2 separate regions of the Homo sapiens genome follow, and region 2 is linked to region 1. The links are chromatin loops, found by intact Hi-C in ENCODE. Cell type or tissue: endothelial cell of umbilical vein. All regions are shown on one strand. Links, peaks and the distances in the headings refer to the core of each region. The heading gives the core; the rest is flanking DNA.

Evidence for each region. A loop is a pair of places that touch in the nucleus more often than their neighbours do. Peaks named below come from ENCODE experiments on the same cell type or tissue, not always from the same donor. Only the 100,000 strongest peaks of a DNase experiment are listed, where the experiment ranks them.
Region 2: it touches region 1 in a loop (3-fold over the local background); 1 of 110 quality-filtered maps calls a loop at or near these places.

The regions. Positions count from the first base shown.
Region 1 is chr5:40,195,992-40,201,903 of GRCh38, reverse strand. No RefSeq gene overlaps it. Among named protein-coding and RNA genes, the nearest start is that of LINC00604, 41 kb to the left of the region's middle. In endothelial cell of umbilical vein, for the core only: no CTCF peak of the experiment used is centred there; a DNase peak (open chromatin) is centred at 2,973; H3K27ac peaks cover 860 bases.
Region 2 is chr5:40,034,414-40,040,325 of GRCh38, reverse strand. No RefSeq gene overlaps it. Among named protein-coding and RNA genes, the nearest start is that of LINC00603, 15 kb to the left of the region's middle. In endothelial cell of umbilical vein, for the core only: no CTCF peak of the experiment used is centred there; no DNase peak of the experiment used is centred there.

The sequences.
Region 1 (5,912 bases), core at 926-4,925:
AGTTCTTTTGGGCTACGGAAATAGTGTCTTCAAGAAAACCTATCTAAACCTCAGCGGGCAAGAGGCCCTATTAGACATCTAGCTTATGTGAATATTAATAAAATAATGGAAACAAATATTCAAAGTAGGGTATTAAACTGTGGTATAACTCTTCAGCGGAATAGTATTAGCTATTTAAAATTCTTTTAGAAGACTTTCAAAACATGGGAAGAGTTTCATCATGAAATGTTGGGTTTAAAAGAAAGGATGTTAAAAATAATATGTTCAGCATAATCTAAAACTTATAACAATATATCTATATATAGACAACAAGCGGTAAACCTATATGCACTAAAATGCTTATAGTAATTATCTCTTGGTGGCAGGATTAGAGATTTTTTTGCTTCTTTAAGGAGAAGTAGAGTAGCACATTTATTATCTACTGTTGCTATAACAAATTACCACAAAGTTAATAGTTTAGAACAACACAAATTTATCTCACAGTTCCATAGTCAGAACTCTAGGAGGCCCAGCTCGTTTCTCTGCTCTGGGTTCCATGATGCCAAAATCAAGGTGCTAGTCAGCTAGGGCTCTTACATGAAGGCTCTGAAGAAGAATCTACTTTAGGCTCATTTAGGTTGTTGAAAGAATTCAGCTTCTTGTGGCTGTAGGACTCAGGTCCCCGTTTCCTTGCTGGCTGTCAGCCAGGGTTGTTCTCAACTTCTAAGGACTGCCACACTTTCCGGCTCATGGCTACTTTCATCTTCACATCCAGCAACAGTGGGTGAGGTCTCATGATTTACACCTTTCCTGACTTTTTATTCCATGGCATCTCTCTGACTGAATCCAGCTGGAGAAACTTCTCTGCTTTTTAGGCCTTGAGGAAATTAGATTGGATCCACTTGGATAATCCATGAACCTGTTAAATGCCACTGATTAGCAACCTTAATTCCATCTGGAAAGTCCCTTCCTCCATTAACATAACATACTCACATAACATAACAATACTCACAGGATCCATGGACTAGGGTAGAGACACATTTGGAGAGTGATTTTCTGGCCTACCACAATAGTGTAATGGTAATGGTATGGGCTTAGAGACATGTAATAAATAGACCTTGTTTTTATTTCAAAAGCTGCCATTCAATATATGTAGACCTTGTTATGTCATCCATGTCTCAGTTTTCTTGTGTACAAAATGAGGATAGTAAATATATTGATTTCACTGGATGTTTCTGAAAATTAAATCAGACACTATAATAAAAGCATATGCTGCAATTCTCAGTAAAGATTAGCCATGATATTGACATTTTTACTCTTGATACATTTCCATCTTTTCTACAATGAACTTATTTTAGAAATCATGAGAAAATCAATACAAATTTATTTTAAAGGCACGACTATTTAATTTCATTCATATGGTTATGTCTGTTGGAGAACCTATATTTTCCCATCCTTAAAATAACTTTTTCCTGTATTGCTTACTACCTGGAATTGATCTTCCATTTCAAATATATACATTGAAATATATATATACATTTATTTCCTCTGTCACCCAACTAGAGCAAGTGCTGGTAAAATATCAGTCTTGTTCCCTGCTGTATCTTTAGTGTTTAGAAAAATTCCTGATACTTAGTTGGTACTTTATAAATATATGTTAAATAAATTAACTTTTAATACATACATACAAACAAGAGCCTAATTTTACAAAATTTTGGATTACTTAGCAATTTTTCTTTAATATAAGTTTCCCAAAAGAAGAAAGTCTTTGTATTTTTATGCTGAAGTTTTTGAAAGTTTAAATTTTCCCTCATCTAAAATGTTCTTCCCAGTTAGCATATTTAAAATGTATTTGTTCTTATAAAACCTTCCAGTTTCAGGCAAGAGAGGTAAATCTACTCAATAATAAAAAATCACCTTGTTTTCTTTCTTTTCTTTTTTTTTTTTTTTTGACAAGGTCTCACTTTGGAGTGATGTGGTGGCATCTTAGCTCACTGTAACCTCCACCTCCCAGGTTCAAGCGATTCTCCCACCTGAGCCTGCAGAGTAGCCGGGATTATAGGCGTGAGTCACTGTGCCCAGCTAATTTCTTTGTATTTTTAGTAGAGACAGGATTTCACCATGTTGGCCAGGCTGGCCTCAAACTCCTTGCTTCAAGTGATCTTCCCGCTCAGCCTCCCAAAATGCTGGGATTACAGGCATGAGCCACCATATCCGGCTATATTGTTTTCTTTTAACTAACAAATCCTCGCATTAAAGACAGATTTCTAATTTAAATTATGAAAAACTGTAACATAATATCCAAGCCAGTGAGATTTATTTGCTTCTCTTGACAAGTAACTTTTGCTCTCAATATGTGTGACGGAACCTGAGATTTATGTTTTCAATGTGTAATGCAAATCTGTCCAAAACCTCTTCATGAGCTCACCTTCTGCCTTCCTAAATGTTCCAACTGCCTTCTTATGCTTGAAATTCCACAGCTGTGTTTCTTTTAGTAAGAGTATTTCCATTTTAAAGGGGATAACTTAGTGTGAGTAAATTTTAGAAAGACAAGATAAGGGAAAAAAGAAGCATAAATAGTGAAGAAGGATACTACATGAAGAAAGAGAAGACTACCATTAAGCAGGGGAGAGAGATGAGAATAGTATTGGAAGGTTGTGGGGGCTGAAAGACTAAATTCACCCTCATGACTCTGGAGCAGCTCTTTTCCTAAGATACCTATGAGTTAAAACTCAGAAATCTTAGTATATACACAATCCCACTTTGGCAAATGAGCTCAAAGCCTAATGAGGACCATGAAACAAGACTTCATTTTTTTGGTGGGATGAAGGGGTCATGGGAGAATCCAAATGTCCTCCAGAAAGACTAGATATACTTGGTCTCTCGGGTTGGTTAAAAGTAGGGAGCAACTCTGAAAGAGATGAAGATTCTATTCCATGTGGTAGATGATTGTGGGAAATGTGTGACTAATGCACACTTCCTGAGCCAAATCACATTTGGGCAGCTAACAACTTGGCTAATGTGCCTGCTCTGTGTGGATCTGATAGCATGAGATGAGGATGCTATATTACGGGCTTTGACTCAATCTTTACCAGGCCATTAAGTTAAAGGAATCCTGAAAATGAAATAGTCAATGAATATGTTATGGTTCAATGCAACAAAGATGAAAACTCATAATTACTATACAAAAGGGGAAACTCTATGAGTTTTGTGAAAAACAATCAATATAACGGAAGAAGAAACTCTTTTTTAAAAAAAAATAACATAAGGATGAACCATAACATTTCCACTAGACCAGTGTTATTCAAGCTTCATATAATCCATTAGTAAATTGTGAAATAAGTTTTGGGGATCCCATCTGAATTTTTTAAAGTGAAGTGGAATAAAATGGAAAAACAGACTGTACTACATATAGGCAGGGTAATTGTTGATGGTTTAAATGATACGTATGAACATGACTATTATTAAAAAAATCAATTCTAGGTAGATGAAGGCTCTAAATGTCAAAGGCATAGAGGTTTTATAGGATAACATAATACATTTATAGATTTGGTTATTGAAGGATAATATACTATATATATAGAGATAGATAGATAGATATAATGTGATCTCAAAGTTATATTTTACTGCAACCGATAATAACAAATGTTTCAAATTGCTCCAGAATACCAGGGGTTCATAACCTGAGGCCACAGAATATAGAGATCACAAACTTGAATAGGAAAAAATGGTATCTTTAGTTTCACTAATATTGAACTAAAATTTAGCATTACCTTCAGTTATGATTGCAGGAAACTTACCACAGTAATATTAGCAATACTAATACTGTGACATTGTCACCAATAAATATGGTATTTTATACCATATTATGATTATTTCTATTATGTAAAAATATTGAGTTCACTAGTACCCCAAAATTATAGTAGTTATTCTATTTCCCCAGACCTTGTTAATTCATGTGACTATTAAGAAACTCAGGTATTGTGATATTACAATTTTTAGCACTTTGACAACTATTCTAATACATGGGATTCCTTTGTTGTATTGTTTATTTAGTCATTACAAATATAAAATAGTATTTTAAAAAGATAAAAAGATAATTCATAGACTTCAGCAGAGTGCCCAGAGGGCCCAGGGCACCAAAAAAGAGGAGAAGAGAAAAGGAAAAAAACCTTGAAGAGAGCAATGAAATGCTGAAGGCAAAAGCTGTAACTTACTCTTGTTTGTATCTCCAGAATTTAGTCTAGTACCCAGAACATATTTGTTCTCAAAAATCATTGTTGGATTACACCCTAGTATGAAAGCATCAAGAATAAATTAGTAAACTGTGACTTGGTGGAAGGATTCACCAAGTAGATAATGTTTGAACGGGCTCTTGTAAAATGAGTAATAAGAGAACATAGTGAATAGCATATACACACTGATCAGTAAAGAACATGACTATTGTAAAAAAAATTAATTCTAGGTGGATGAAGGGTCTAAATGTCAAAGACACAGAGGTTTTGTAGGATAACATAAGATAATGCTTTTATGGATTTTGTTACTGACGAATTTCTGAAACATGACACAAAAAACATGTTGGGGAATTTTGATTATATTAAATCTAATAAATTATCTCCAACAAAAGTACCATAAAAACTCTATGAAGAGGATATAACAATTGTAAATATATATGTACCCACCATCAGAGGACCTAAATATCTAAAGCAAATATTAACAGATCTGGGAAGGAAGAAATACACAGCAACACAATAATAGTAGAGGACTTTGACACACCACTTTCAATAGCAGATAGACCATCCAGACAGAAAATGAATATGGCAACACTGGAGTTGAATTACACTTTAGACAGAATGGAACTATACAGACTCTTCCACCCAATAGTAGCAGAATAAACATTCTTCCTAAGTACACAGGAAACATTCTCCAGGCTATATCATATGTTAGGCTGCAAAACAAGTCTTAACAAATTTAAGAAGATTGAAATCATGTCAATATTTTCTGACCACAAAATTATGAATAACAAGAGGAAAACTAAAAAAAAGAGACAAATATGGGAAAATTAAACAACACACTTCAGAAGAGCTACTAGGTCAAAGAAGAAATCAAAAGGGAAAGTTAAAAAATATCTTGAATTTCATTTTATCTCCTTGTATAAGTTAGTTTTTGCTGCCTTAACACATTGCTCCAAAAGTTAATGGTTTTAAGATATTTAGCTCACAACTTTGAGTGTCAGCAATTTGGGCTGGCTTTTGTTGGCTGTTCTTTGTTTGTAATCATTTATGGTTCTGCACTTAAATGACAGTTGATAGGCCAATAATGTACCAGTTGTCTTTCTCTCAACTGCAATGATAGCTAGGGTTATAAGAGTAATTCTCTAAGTGTCTTTTAGCATCCATCTGGCCACTCTAGTCTTGTCCACATAGTAGTAGTTTTAGGGTTTCCAAGATCAGCAAGAGAGGGTGGACTCCAATATACAAGCATTTTTGAGTCCCCTGTTTGTGACAGGCTGGCTAATGCCCCACTGGACAAGGGAGGCCACTTAGCCAACTCAAGCTCAAGGAGTGAGAAACAGAGTTGACCTTTTCATAGGAGGCTCTGCAATGACACATAACACAAGGGGATGTAAGGAGGGATTTGGAGTCATCTTTATAATCTCACACTGATGAAATCAAACTGAAGAAATCAAGAAGTATTTTCTGTCTACCATTTATGGGTAGATCTATTTTAATCTTGTGTTATAGTCTAGTAATTGGCCTCTAATAAGTTTTCATCTAGTAATTAATAAGATGCTTTGTAAGGAGAGACTACTGTATATCTTGGGAGTCATATCATTCACCATTAGTTGAGTACTAAGGAATTTTCCTGTGTTCTTGCTTCAGTGTTTGGGAAATGAGTTCTAGAATAAAATTGTTTCATTTTGACTAAACATT
Region 2 (5,912 bases), core at 634-4,633, 160 kb after region 1:
TATAAAGCTAGATAAAAGTTTTTAAAAATTCTGTGCACTCAAATTCCTTGAGGTCTCTCTTTATTGCAAGATATGCTGCATATTGGTTTCACTGTGTTGCTGATAGGGATGACAGGGAAGGCACGCCACCTTCTGCAATGCTTGTGTGCATAGTCCTAACTTGACGGTAGCAGCTTCCTCTGTGTTTTGTATGGTCTAGAGAAGCTGCAATAACAGAAAGACCTACAAAAAGATTATAGATGCTTTTTTCTCTATTATGTTATAACCTCAGTTGTCTCATCTTCTAAATGAGGATCGAAATACTCATCTTATAGAGTTATAAAATACAGTAAGCGAGCTGTCCAGGAAGGGAGAACAGCTCTGATCCTCACAGTCACTGGTGTAATAAAATTCCTTCTAAGACATAACTGCATCAGCAAACAGGACATTTTCATCATATCTATGGCTAAAACTAAGTGCCCGACATGCTCAGGTTATAGCCAGTGGAAGGAGTAAGAGAAAGCAGATGCATTCCTACTTTTCTAAGGTTCCGGAAAAGAAGTGACACATATTACTTCTGTTCACATATCATTGTTGAGAACATAGTCATTTAGGCACATCTACCCAACAGGGGCCTGGGAAACATTAGCTCTAGTCAGGTAGTCAAGTCCTCAGCTACAACTCTATCACTATAAAACTTTCTAACACCTTTGCTACAGTTTGAGTGTTTGTGCCTGCACATCTCCATCCCACCAATTTATATGTTGAAATCCTCATCCCCAAGGTGATGGTATTAGGAGATAGGGCTTTTAAAGAGGTGATTAGGTCATGAGAGCTCAAGTACATTAATATAAGGCCTAAGGAAGCTCATTTGTCCCTTCCACCATGTGATGGTGCAGCAACATGACTTCTATAAACCCAGAAGTTGGTCCTCACTAATCTAATATGATTCTGCCAGCACCTTCATATTAGATTCCTCAGCTTTCATAACTGAAAAATAAATTTATGTTTTTTATAAACTACCAATATTATGACATTTTGTTATAGCATCCCAAATGGTCTAAGACAACCCTACCATCTGTTGGACAAAAAGATCTGCTGTCAACCTTTCTTCTACCTAAAGGAAAAGCCCTTTGTCTTTTACGCTTTTGCAATTTCTATATTGCTCCTGATGTCTAATGTATATTTTTGGGATCTTATGTACAAAGTTCCTATTTCAATTCTCTACTTTCTAGCAGTGTGATAATAAACAAGTTACTCTGGAATCTCAGTTGTCTCATTTTTTTTTTTTTTTTTTTTGAGACAGAGTCTTGCTCTGTCACCCAGGCTAGAATGCAGTGGCACGATCTCAGCTCACTGCAACCCCTGCCTCCCGGGTTCAAGTGATTCTCTTGCCCCAGACTCCTGAGTAGCTGGGATTACAGGCAGGTGCCACTGCACCCGGCTAATTTTTGTACTTTTAGTAGAGACGGCGTTTCACCATGTTGGCCAGGCTGGTCTCGAACTCCTGACCTCGTGATCCACCCACCTCGGCCTCCCAAAGTGCTAGAATTAGAGACGTGAGCCACTGCGCCTGGCCTCAGTTGTCTCATTTTTAAAGTGAAGGTAAAAATTATTCATCTTTTACAGATCTAAAATATAATAAAAAGTACATGAAAGCACTTTGAAGAGTAACTGGCATATGTTATACATCTAGTAAGTGTGTGCTATTGTAAATGTAGTCATCACATCGTTTTTAAAAACTTTTAATGGCAGGAGATGCTCATTGATTGGCCAGTACCACTAACACTGCTGCTGTTGTCATTGTTACTGGAGTGGACCTGAGACCTAGAGTCTGACATGAATGAGATCCAAAGAAGAAACTCTCACTTTCCTGCACCTCCAGCTGGTTGCTCCTCACACCATTCCCCAGAACTTTAGTCACGTCTGCTGTGTGGCATATTGGATTTGGTTGGAATGAGCCTTCTAGGACCTTTGCCCATCCTTGGATCCTGATTTCCACCAGTGTTGCTACCCCCTACTTCCCCAGAAACCCCTCTGCAATGGTACTAAAGATATCCAGTGCAAGCCACATAATTCTCTGCCAAGTGTGCATTGCGCCTGCTTGTGACGGAAGAAGAGATCTTTTTGCAAAGCTCCAAAAACTTGGCTGGGTCAGCTCCTGATCACCCCATGGAATTCTGGGGTCAGAGACATCCCAAAGCAGGCTTGTGCTGAGAATATTACAGTGAATCTGTGCGGGGGCTTACAATTCTATTTTGACACCAAATGTGTTTTCTGTCTTGCATATGCCGTAACAAGGTGGAGTGGGTTTCATCCAGGTTACTTAGAATACTGCCCCCCTCAGTGAAGAGGAACATAACCTTGGGTTTACAAGGAAATTTCCTGGCCTATATAATTTCACAATCTCTTGTGGTGGATAATTAACTTGTGCTTTTGCTCCCTGAGTTTAGTAGGCATATTCAGGCTTATCACTTCCTTCACCCAACAGACTCACTATAACTGCACTGTTCAATGTATTCACCACTAGTCAAATGGGATTATTGAGCTCTTTAAATTTGTCTAGTCTTAATTGAGGTGTGCAGAAATTTTAAATGTACACTGAGTCTCAAAGACTTCATATGGAAAAATTTGTAAATATAACTTTATTTTTTATACTGATTATGTTCAAATACTGTTTTAAATGTATAGAGTTATATATGGTGAAAATAAATGTGATATCCTTTTAATTTTTAAAAAATATATAGCTACTAGGAAATTTAAAATGACAGATGTGACCTATATTATATTTCTGTTGGGTGGCACTGCGATAGATTCTATGGGCCTGAGCCAAGTAGGGATTCAAACTTCAATTCTGTTTATCTCCCAGTAAAGTTGAAGACATTTCCAAGAAGTAGGTAGGCATTTACTTCAAAGACAGTCATAGTAAAATTACAATTTGTCAATGCAAGATGAATTATATAAAGACTCTTGATGATCACTAGATGACTCTAGGAATTTCATTGCTGTTATTAATCAAAACCATAAAGACAAAATATTTATGATCAGCAGTACCTGGGATTATGTAAATTATAGTTAAATTCTGTACATTTCAAATGATATCAATATCTACATAAGAATGACTTAAACAAGATGATGATTGGATGGCTCACTAACCCTTCAAAGACTGAAAATTAGAAAAGTTAAGAGATGCTCAATTTCATATGAACTGTTAGAACATGTATTTTTTATATACCCTTCTCATATACTTTCTCTTAATGTTAAACTAGAGTTAAAGTTAGTAGTGACAAGGTCTAAGCATGTCTTTGGAAAATTCTAATTAGCTGAGGATATTTCTCCCTTCACATTCTGGATGATAAAATAACAATTCTGTCAATTAGGAGAAACTCACATGAATGAGAATCTAGCTCTGAACTGAATTTCATTAGCTAAAAGCAGGGGTCTATATTAGCAGGGATAGTTCTTAAAGGTTAAACACTAGAGATACTGTTTCATTAACTTTTAGAAACCTGGTTTTTTAATTTATGTGTCTGTATCAGTCAGTATGCAATCAGAACAGCAGAGTCACAAGGAACCATATTTGTTCATTCACTCATTCATTCATCCAATCTTGTATTTGTATCAAGGGATTTTTCCCAGGCAGTAGACCTCATGCAATTATGAAAGTGGGAGCTAATTAAGTAGTCTCTGTGTAGCTGTGTCCTTGAATCTGCTGTGAAGGCTTGAAGTCCACAAAAAGAAGGGAAAATGCATATAAAGTGGGAGACAGTAGGAACAAACTGGAACCCACAAGTATCAGTTTTTACTGTCTCTCACCTTGATGGCAAGGGGTTCCTGCAGAAGCCAGTGCTCTTCATCAAGGAGCTAAAGATACACACACACACACACACACACACACACACACACACACACACACACACACACACACCCCGTGGAGAATCAGGAGAATTCAATGGAAGGTGGAGCAATTGTAGGCTGAGCTCCTGTCTTAGACCAACAAGGTAAGCCAGAGGATAAGTGACAATTTACGTGACCTACAAAAATAGCTGCTGCTTTACTTCTACCCTCCAAATCTTGCACAAGATTCTCTCTGTGTCTCACCCTAAGTGGAAAAACATATGGAAGGGAAATCTTGGAAATGTAGTTTAACCTAGCCATCACAGTGTAGCCTCAGCCGACACAATACCAAGCCATCACAGTGTGTCTTTATGTGTGTTTTTTTTCCTCCATGCTTTCAATCTGTCTCTCTCTGCACAGAGAGAATATATACATCAGGTAAGTATGGGTAAGTGTGTGTAGCCTTTCCTGGCATTCTCTTCCCTTTGTGTGTGTTTTCAAACACATTTGCATTTGTCTCTTAATGCTTCTCTCCCTGTTACTGTTTCTTTTGGGCCTATTTTCTTTTTTCTTTGACCCTCTACCTTTTCTTTCCTGTATTTTCACCTCTTGACCTCATGCCTGTTTGATTGCTTCACTCTCTTTTTCTGTTTTATGACCAAGAAACTAAATTGCTTTTAAAGTTTTTTAAAAAATCCACTTAGTGAATATATTTTATGGTCTCTATTCCTAACTTTCTAACTAATTTCAGGGCAATTTGGATTTATCTTTTTTTCCAAAAAGACCTTTTAAAAATGTTATATGGTTTTTTTGTAAAAAGACCTTTTAAAATATTATATGGTCCTAGATTAATGTTTTCTGTGAGTATATGGCCCTGGTATCAATGAGGTTTGTCTTTTGTGGTCTATTCAGTATGAAAAGTGATTGATTCTAGGCTCTAGTGGATGTCTTAGAGCAGCTCGGAGAGCCGCTATGTGTCACTTCTTGCCGCCACACAGCATTTGACCAGTATTCCATCTGGTTTTTAGAGTGTTTATCACCTCATTTCACTGCTTGCCTTTTCCAGGTTAAGGATTGCCTCATGAATGTCAAAGCATCACCTCTAAAATTAAGGGATTTTTAGAAAGCATTCTTTCTTAAAAGTTTTTCTTAGACTTTTAAAGCCATCACCCATTTATAACAATTACCAAATTATTAAACATGAAATTGCCCATATGGATATTGTTATTATCTTGTCATATTCTCAGGTGGACCAGATTAATAGAACATTTTTCTCCATAGCCTAAATTCACGAGAGTTTGAGTTTGGGGGAAAGGTAATTAGAAAGCACCAAGCATTACTTAGTATGGTACTGGGGCATTAACCAATAAGGAAGATGGGACTTGCTGGAGAATAGTAGAGGGCATTGGGTTTTATGATAAAGAAAAATAAATGTCAGGGGATAGGAAAGGTGAGACACTACAAACAAATTGTATCTGCTTCTTAGATTAACTAGGAAAGGACTTCTACTGCTGTGCTTCTTAAAAAAAGCCTCAAATCTGAAACTTGTCATTAGTTAGGTGTATCTGAGTCTTGCCTATCTTCATATAAGTTCAGGCTCTTTCTGTGTAGGGAGGGTAATGGAGATGTTAGTCCAGGATGGGGGCCTGTTCACGACAACTGAGCATTGTTCTTCTGTACTCATGCACTCACTCACATTGCACACACCCACCTACTCACAAAACTAGATTGGAAATATATGAGTTATAGTAATGTTGATACTTTACATTGGTGTAGAATTTTAGAATATTGAGTGCTTTCACATACATTATCTCAGAACGCAGGGAGTAAGAGTCAGTGACCACAATGAGGAGGATATGTGGAGAGAGTGGATAAGAAAGAACAACAGAATAGATAGGGAAGAAAGTGCCCATGGGTGGAGGCTAGCTAAAAATTAAGAAATGCCATGGTAGTAGCTGAGCGAACTTGGTACCATATCACTAATCTACTTAACTGATGAATAATGTCTTCTCTAAATGTCCCCAGGCATTGTGAAGAGATGCAGCATATTTTTTTTTAACTTTTACTTTAGGTTCATAGGGGCATGTGCAGGTTTG